3 separate regions of the Homo sapiens genome follow, and all the other regions are linked to region 1. Evidence: chromatin contacts called from ENCODE Hi-C or POLR2A ChIA-PET data. All regions are on one chromosome and are shown on one strand. Each heading gives the region's core, a stretch centred on a gene start or an enhancer-like site at or near the end of the contact. The rest is flanking DNA. Distances are from core to core; before and after follow the strand shown.

Region 1 (2,728 bases), core at 17-2,516:
AAATGTGGACTTCAGCATCAGCCCCATTCCGGTTCAGGCAAAACACTGCTGAGCTGCCATTTACATTGCTGGAGATGTGTGTGGCACTCGTTTCAGTTGTGCAGTACACCTCCTTCCCAGCTGTTCACAGCAGCCCTGATTTAGGCAAAACTGAGTTTGAATTCCTGCTTTTGCCACTTACGGTTTGTGAAGCAGCCTGTGTTTCTGTAGCCCTCCCACACTTGGCCTCCTCATTGGTAAAATGGGGGTTATGGCTCTTCCCTCACAGGTACCATGGAGAACACTAAGGACTAAAGGTATGTTGAAGCTATTTATGTCATGCCTGCCACGTGGTCTGCACTCCAGAAGTACTTGCTATTGCTGTTATTGAAATGAAAGATCTCCCTTGCACATCTTCCCCTGCCCGGCCACATTGTGCACTTTGAAAAGGATATCCTTCACATTCGTTTTCCAGAAAATTGAGGTCACTGACTTATTTCCTTCTTGAACCCTCTACCCTCCAGTCCCCATGGCCATCCCCACTCCCCCCAATCCCTTGGGTTAAGTCACAGCAGAGGCATGTACAGAGCATCCCTCGCAAACATCAGTTGCCTTTCTGTCTGCAGCAGGCCTGTTTGATTTTGGCTTCTTATCTGATGTAGGGAAGAAGCCGCACTCCTCTGAGCCTTGGGTAGGCCAGTTGTGGGCTGGCCCGTAATAATACAATTATGAAGGTTAACAGGAAAAAGTGGGGTCCAGGAGCAATTCCAGGCAGCTGGCAGGCCTGCTGAATTGGAAGCGCCCCACCAATGAAAACTGCAGCAAGAAGCAAATTAAACCTCCTATCTGCCATCTCACTCTCTTTTCTCCCCTTTCCTGTTTGGACTTGAAAGGCGATTGGAGCCAGGGCCCTGACAGTTGACGGAAGTGCTGCAAGGAGAGAGTATTTATTTACAGTGAGTCGTGGTGATGCTTGTTCAGGATGCGGTTTCTTGCAGGAAGTTCTGTCCCCACCCCCGGGTTTGATCATTTCTCCAAAAAAAAAAAAAAAATCCTTGATTGTTTGAGGCCTCCTCTCTGACTTGGAGCAACATTGTAGAACCTGTCTGTACTTGGAGGGTTTGCTGAGTGCACCTTTGTAGGAGGGCCTGGAGTGGGACGAGAGGCAGCCAGTGGGCCTGGCTCCCTCCAGATGTGTTCAGGCGCAGCAAAAATCATTAGGCATTGAAAATAGGGAAGTAGGCCGAGTACACGTGTGGTAAGCTGTGGTTGGCGCAGGCCAGTCTGTTCGTTAACAGAAACCAGTGCCAATTGACGTTGATGTACTAGGCGTTTGAGAGAGAAATCACTTTGAGGCAAAGTCAGTAGCTATAGTGCATAGGGAGTGAGTATTTAGGTAGAAACCAGTTGGGCTGGGGCTGGCTGGTGAAGCCCCTCTGAAGGAGGCTGAGTGCCAAGCTGCTGGTCCAAAATGTGGGGTGCTTTTTGCCTTTGGGGGTCTCATAGAATATTGGGAGAGAAGGGTAAAAGGGGAAATAGTATTCTGTTGAAGAGGTTATTTTGGTATATTCTTGGATCATCATAAGGCCACCCTACAATACTATAGAATTTTCTCATCAGCTGAGAAATAGCCTCCATTCTTTATTTAAAAGTATATACAAGTGAGAAAAAAATGACAAAAGGATACAAAATGAGACTCAGCTCCCTTCTTTAGTTTCAGAAATCCCTAGAGCAGGTCACTTGGCAGCTTGCTAGGGATGCAGGTTCTGGGGCCCTGTTGGAGGGAGAGTGGCAGAATCAGAAAATCTGGCATGAGGGCTGGCAGTCTGTGTTTTAACCAGCCCTATAGGCGATTCTGATGGTCATGACTGTTGAGAAGCATGGAGAGAAGGCAGTGGCTTTCCAACTCGAGTGTGCATCAGGGTCACCTGGAGGGCTTGTTAGACCGACAGACGTGAACCCAGAGTTACGGTTAGATAGGCGGAATACGTGCCCATGTCCTGTTCACAGTAGGGCGACTGTCATTAACAATAAAGTATTGTATATTTCAAAAGAGCTAGAAGAAAGTATTTTGAATGTTCTCATTACAAAGAAATGATGAATGTTCGAGGTGATGGATAAGCTAATTACTCTGATTTTATCATGACACCAAATATACATGTATCAAAACATCACACAGTACCCCATGAATACATACAATTATTGTGTGTCAGTTAAAAACAAAATAAGGGCCGGGCGTGGTGGCTCACGCCTGTGATTCCAGCACTTTGGGAGGCCGAGGCGGGTGGATCACCTGAGGTCAGGAGTTCAAGACCAGTCTGGCCAATATGGTGAAACCCCATCTCTACCAGAAATACAAAAAAATTAGCCAGGTGTGGTGGTACATGCCTGTAATCCCAACTACTCAGGAGGCTGAGGAAGGAGAACCTCTTGAACCCAGGAGGCAGAGGTTGCAGTTAGCTGAGATCGCGCCACTGCACTCCAGCCCAGCCTGGGTGACAGAGCGAGACTATGTCTCAAAAAAATAAAAAAAAAATAAAAAAAGATTTAAATAAAAACTGCAGGTGCTGGAGCCCCACCCTCAGAGATTCAGATTAAGTCCCAAGTGGGGCCTGACAATCTGCATGCTTTCATTTTTTTGAGCAGGCAACTCCGCCTGCAATCCCCTTCTCCCTGGTTTTCCTGATGGAGCAGGCCTGGGCTTTTGACAAATCCAGACGTGGGAGTGACTGTGATTGTTGTCAAAAAA
Region 2 (2,720 bases), core at 144-2,643, 67 kb before region 1:
TCACCCAGGAAAAGTTGGATTGCATTGTAGAAAGAAGAGGACTACTATTGCTTTTCTGTCTTAAATATGTACTACTTAAGTGTGTTGTGATGGGGGAAAAATAGACTCTTCAGGAACATGCATATGGTGCTTTTGGTAACAAGGCAATAAGGTAATAGGTGGAGGAAGGTTAGGAGTTCATTTTTGGGTGGGGATTTCTTCCTTTGTGTCTGCAAGAGAGGTGGGATATGGCTCTGGCTTTTTACCTTGCTTACAGGGTGTGTCTGCTCTTAAATCTTCTCCTGAGATGGGGCCTAGGCTATGCTGCCTGTCCTTAGCCAAGATAAGAGGTCATTTAGGGGCCAGGTATATTACCCTACCCTTCGCCAGGCCCTATATCCTGTCTCTAAGGCACCACTGGGAGGCAATATAGCACAATGTGAACTAGGTTCAACCCCTGGTTCCCCTCCACTTAATTACTATGTGACCTTGAGCAGGTGACTTCCCATCTCTGAGCCGTGGTTTTCTCACGTATAAAGATGCATTCCTACATCAGAGCTTTGTTGTGAGGAACCAAATGGGAAAATCTATGTCAAGGGCTGAGCACTGCACTTGGCACAAAGTAAATGTTGACTAAATGGCAGCTATTATTGTTGTCGTCATCACCAGCAGTTCCGTCAACTCCTACCTGAGCCTTAGGCCAGTTTTGTTAAGATTAATTTAGTTTCCAAAAAAGATGTGCTAATTGGATTATTACATTTTCATGTGTTTACATCTATATATACATGCATGGCTTTGAAATCTACACATGAATATATTTATCCATTCAAGTTTCTCTTTTAAAAATCTGTAAGGATTATATTTTTAAGTCATTGAACCATGATGAGATTCTTTTTCAAAAAAAGGATTGCTATAAGTGATCATTATGTAGGCCATCAAAATGGAGAATAATGTAGACATGGAGCTAAAAGAAAACCAAAAAAAAGGAAGTCAGTGTTCATACAGGGCCACCAATTGAGTGCATATTTTTATGGCCTGGTTATTTAAAAATATTGGCACTTGCCTACATTGTTTAGGATTGGATGACACAGACAGAGATGTTTTGGGGTTGGGGTAATTTTTTTTTTTTTTTTATTAATTCTACAACTTGTAGACTTGTAATCAGGAGTGGCTTATCAGCAGCTTTTCAAAATCTGACATTCCACATGGAATGCCCCAATGGAGGAAATTTAGCACTCTGTGAATGCTTTTACAGTTGAATTCCACACATATGAATTATGACAAGTGAGGCTGACTACACTGTGGTTTGTTGTGTCTGGTCTGGTTCCTACTTTTAAAGTTGCAGTTGCGTTTGGTCATTTGAAGCTTATTTTCACAGTCTGGCCAAGCCAGCAGGGTCCCGGGGCTCTGCAGGGGACATAAACCACCAGCCTTTAAGCCAGAGTGCTCAGTAGATAAGCATTTCAAGACTTCATTGCATCATACAAAAGGACTTATGGGCTTATTTAACATACACTATTTGACTTAATTTAGATATTTAATGGAAAGAAAAGCCTTTTATTATCACCGAAGGAAAGAACTGCCAAACATTGTGAGGCTCAGTTGAAATATTATAACGGATATACAGAGTGCAAATATATTTCACTGCCTTACATAATGGGGTGTTTAATAATAGTTGTTTCTTTAAATTTAGCACACGTATCTCAGACATTTGCACTTTGTAAATTATAGGCCGTGGTTCAAGAAACTCAGTTTTAAAAAAATTGTTTTAATGAGGCATGTACTGATTTTTTAAAAATGACCTTCAGCTTTGATTTATGTTTATGAGCCCAGATTGGGGAGTTCATGCCAGGAATGAACACTTTCCGTCCTGACTTTTTACAAATGTAAATATGAGCAATGGCTGGGTCTGCTGACTCGATTGGACAGAGCTTAGTTGAACATTGCAGTTGGTAGGCATCAGCCCCCTCTGCAGGTCTGGTGGCTGGGAAGAGCAAGGAGCTCACTACAGCACTGGGAGGACACTACACATAAGTGTCTAGGGGGAAGCCTTTCCATTGTGCTGCACCTGTGTGCTTTCATTTTCTGAAGTACCTGGACTGGCTCAGATTGCCAAAGCCCAAGGCCCAAGATCAACTGATTTTTTTTTTTTAGAGACAGAGTCTCACTCTGTTGCCCAGGCTGGAGTGCAGTGGTGGGATCTCAGCTCACTACATCCTCTGCCTCCTGGGTTCAAGCGATTCTCCTGCCTCAGCCTCCCAAGTAGCTGGGATTACAGGCAAGTACCACCACACCTGGCTAATTTTTTGTATTTTTAGTTGAGACGGGGTTTCACTGTGTGGGCCAGGCTGGTCCTCAAGTGATACACCCGCCTTGGACTCCCAAAGTGCTGGGATTACAGGAATGAGCTACCGCACATGGCCTGACTCTTCTTATTTATTTATTTTTTGAGACAGAGTCTTGCTGTGTTGTCCGGGCTGGAGTGCAATGGCGCAATCTCGGCTCACTACAACCTCCGCCTCCGGGGTTCAAGCGATTCTCCTGCCTCAGCCTCCCTGGTAGCTGGGATTACAGGTGCCTGCCACCACACGCCTGGCTAATTTTTGTATTTTTAGTAGAGATGGGGTTTCACCATGTTGGCCAGGCTGGTCTCCAACTCCTGACCTCAGGTGATCTGCTCGCCTTGGCCTCCCAAAGTGCTGGGATTACAGGCGTGAGCCACCGTGCCTGGCCTGATTCCT
Region 3 (2,700 bases), core at 45-2,544, 120 kb before region 1:
AATACAAACATCATTTAAACATCCAAACCCAACATCATTATGCGTAGAGATCTTTGTCAACAAGCTTATGAGATTCATCTGCTTCAACCTTTTATTTACTAAATAGATGGCCGCCCAGGATCAAATGGGCCATCTTTATGCATAGTTACCATTTCTGCAACAAATACGGCTTTTAGTTACATTTTGACTACCGAAAATATACTAGGTACTATACCAAGTATAAGCTGCCGCTTTTTCTTTCTAGCCTGAGCACTTAATTAAGACCTGACAGATTGATTTTTCCATTAGGCCAGAAGGCAGGTGTCGTCTTGAGTAATTCTTGATTTGAATTTCTTATTAAGAGTCTGTTTAGCTCCCCCCCCATCACTGCCACCAAATATGTGTATTTAGCAGAGACTCTCTCTTACCCAACGAGTTTTACACAACGAATTGGTAACAACCAAAATAAAATATCCTAACAATAAAGTACTGTTTCAAAGGTACCAATAAGGAATGTTGCCTTCCTGCTGCAGTGTGCCTGGTATCCCTATAGAAGGCCTGCCCGTGGGTTAATGTGGTCTGGTAGTCTGAAGCCCGTGAAGCCATCATTTCTCATCCTTTTTTTAACCCCTAACACTCCACTATGGACAAATTGACAGAAGACATTGGTATCTGTATAGCCCCTAACTCCTCAGTGGATGATTTGACTTCTTTCATTTTTCTTTTTTCTTTGAGACAAAGTCTTGCTCTGTCGCCCAGGCTGGAGTGCAGTGGTGCGATCTCGGCTCCCTGCAACCTCGCCTCCCGGGTTCAAGAGATTCTCCTGCCTCTGAGACTACAGGCGTGTACCACCACGCCCTGCTAATTTTTGTATTTTTAATAGAGACGGAATTTCAGCATGTTGGCCTGGCTGGTCTTGAACTCCTGACCTCAGGTGATCCACCCACCTCAGCCTCCCAAAGTGCTGAGATTACAGGCCTGAGCCACTGCCTGTAATGATTTGATTTATTTTCTTTCTCTTTTCAATTTCCATCCTCCAAAAATGTTATGGAAATAACTTCCCCAAAATGATTGTCTGCCCGTCCACTGAAATATAAATTCCCACTTACAAATAATTTTTAAGAAAACTCTGTAATTGACATTTAACTCCAGGGATAAAGAGTGTTGCTAATCTCAGCCTGCATCACTGGCCAAGGGTGTAACCAAATCCTCATCCAATGTGGTCATGTGTGTCAGTCACACTGCAACGTGGTAGTTACGGGCAGCGACTCAAGGTCGGCCAACCAGAGACTTTTAACACTTGTTGGGTGACTCAAAGCTTATTAACCTTTCTGATTTACCTTGATCTTCCATAAATGTGTGTGTATGTTTGTGTGGGTTTAAAAGGACAGAATAAAGAACTTACCTCATCAATTTGTTCGGTGGATTAAATGAGATAATCCATGTGGAATGTGACACAGGGTGCCTGGCAAATACAGGAGCTTTATATATGTTAGCTTTTCTGATTATTACTATTGTATCGTTATTGGTTAAAAGTCACATTAAATAGCCAAGGCAGATAACGGATGAGAACTTTGCAAAGATTACGAAAAAACTGAAGGAAGCCTACCTTGTATATGTGGCATGAGCTTTGGAACATCAGGTTAATTACCTTATTGCTGTGTTTTGGGGTTTGTGTTGACTTGCTTTGGTTTTTGTCTGTTTGCTTTTGAATAAGGTCCTAAAATACGGTTTTGCTGGGTTTTTTATTTGCTTCTGAAATTAGTGCAGGTGCAAGTAACAGGAAGTGAAACCTTAAGTGGCCTGAGGGAACCTCATTCAAATGGTGCCAAGCAGGTATAATATACAAGCATTATCACCTTACTGATAATCTGGCATACTGTGGGTATTCACACGTGCCATTCAGATTTCAGAGATGAAGTCATACGGCAGTTTGGCACCAGCTTGCCCAGCTCCTTAGGAAAGGTGAGAGAGAGGAAAGCCCTCATTTTTTGAGACAGTGTTGAAAACACGGTTTTACTTGTCGAGTGGCACAGGATTGCAGTTGTCATTTGGTCACATTGTCTTTGACGTTCCACCTTGGGTGCAAGGAAAATATCTTTAATAAGTGAATTCACACCCTGTTTATAGAGTTACAAAGTCTCCTCTGGGTTTGAGACTGTGTTACATATATCCTCATATTCTGAAATGTAGAAAAATTTACATATTGAAGACCCAAGACTAGAATACCACATTTTCATGGCTACAATACAAAGTTTTCCAAATGTTTAAATATTCTCACAGCCCGGTGGTTATATCTAAATAAAGCATTGTCCTTAAGACTTACTTTGGTTCTTTGTCCTGAAGGATTTAGAGAGAACCCACAGTTGCTTTGCCTTTGCGGTAGGTAAGGTGACTCTGTTCTCAGCCAGTTGCCGATCTTTGCATGCACTGAGCCCTTAGACATGCATTGAGTTGAATAAAATTTGCCCAGCTTGGTCTGCCATCCTAGGGGGCCTCTCCATGTGCCCTTTTTTGTTAAACTCAGAAGTGGGTCATATGTACAAGATGCCCATCTATGTCTTGCTTTTAGTAAGAAAGCATCTGAAACAACCTACTGCACCCCATAGAGTAGCCAGAGCTTTTGCATCTCTCCCCTAGGGCTCCACTGAGCCAGGATGTTGTTCCTTTTCCTTCAGCTTGCTCCTCCCCAGCCACTCCCTGGCCACAGTCACACACATA

What was found. A loop is a pair of places that touch in the nucleus more often than their neighbours do. ChIA-PET counts read pairs that join two places held with the same protein, here RNA polymerase II (POLR2A). Pooled maps may share reads with other maps.
Region 2: a loop to region 1 is called in a map of B cell, with 4 times the contacts of the local background. The contact joins two enhancer-like sites. A Hi-C loop is called at or near these places in 5 of 168 maps with a recorded cell type or tissue (B cell, CD4-positive, alpha-beta memory T cell, CD8-positive, alpha-beta T cell and 2 more) and 9 of 50 pooled maps. POLR2A ChIA-PET finds 5 or more read pairs at or near these places in 13 of 52 experiments (B cell, CD4-positive, alpha-beta T cell, CD8-positive, alpha-beta memory T cell and 10 more).
Region 3: a loop to region 1 is called in a map of B cell, with 2.8 times the contacts of the local background. The contact joins two enhancer-like sites. A Hi-C loop is called at or near these places in 6 of 168 maps with a recorded cell type or tissue (B cell, CD14-positive monocyte, Ramos and 3 more), 10 of 37 single-sample maps with no recorded cell type and 6 of 50 pooled maps. POLR2A ChIA-PET finds 5 or more read pairs at or near these places in 9 of 52 experiments (CD8-positive, alpha-beta T cell, HEK293, OCI-LY7 and 6 more).

Annotation. Positions count from the first base shown.
Region 1 is chr3:71,442,674-71,445,401 of GRCh38, reverse strand. The region is part of intron 3 of FOXP1 (forkhead box P1); the gene reads left to right. Among named protein-coding and RNA genes, the nearest start is that of MIR1284, 98 kb to the left of the region's middle. RefSeq lists enhancers at 897-1,036, 1,427-1,536. Within about 2 kb of position 1,266, at least 27 of the 41 ENCODE cell types and tissues checked have a DNase peak (open chromatin) inside an H3K27ac peak, as active enhancers do; they include B cell and OCI-LY7, where a contact is called at or near this core.
Region 2 is chr3:71,509,889-71,512,608 of GRCh38, reverse strand. The region is part of intron 2 of FOXP1 (forkhead box P1); the gene reads left to right. Among named protein-coding and RNA genes, the nearest start is that of MIR1284, 31 kb to the left of the region's middle. RefSeq lists a silencer at 1,757-2,051. Within about 2 kb of position 1,393, at least 4 of the 41 ENCODE cell types and tissues checked have a DNase peak (open chromatin) inside an H3K27ac peak, as active enhancers do; they include B cell and OCI-LY7, where a contact is called at or near this core.
Region 3 is chr3:71,563,110-71,565,809 of GRCh38, reverse strand. The region is part of intron 2 of FOXP1 (forkhead box P1); the gene reads left to right. Among named protein-coding and RNA genes, the nearest start is that of FOXP1, 19 kb to the left of the region's middle. Within about 2 kb of position 1,294, at least 5 of the 41 ENCODE cell types and tissues checked have a DNase peak (open chromatin) inside an H3K27ac peak, as active enhancers do; they include B cell and OCI-LY7, where a contact is called at or near this core.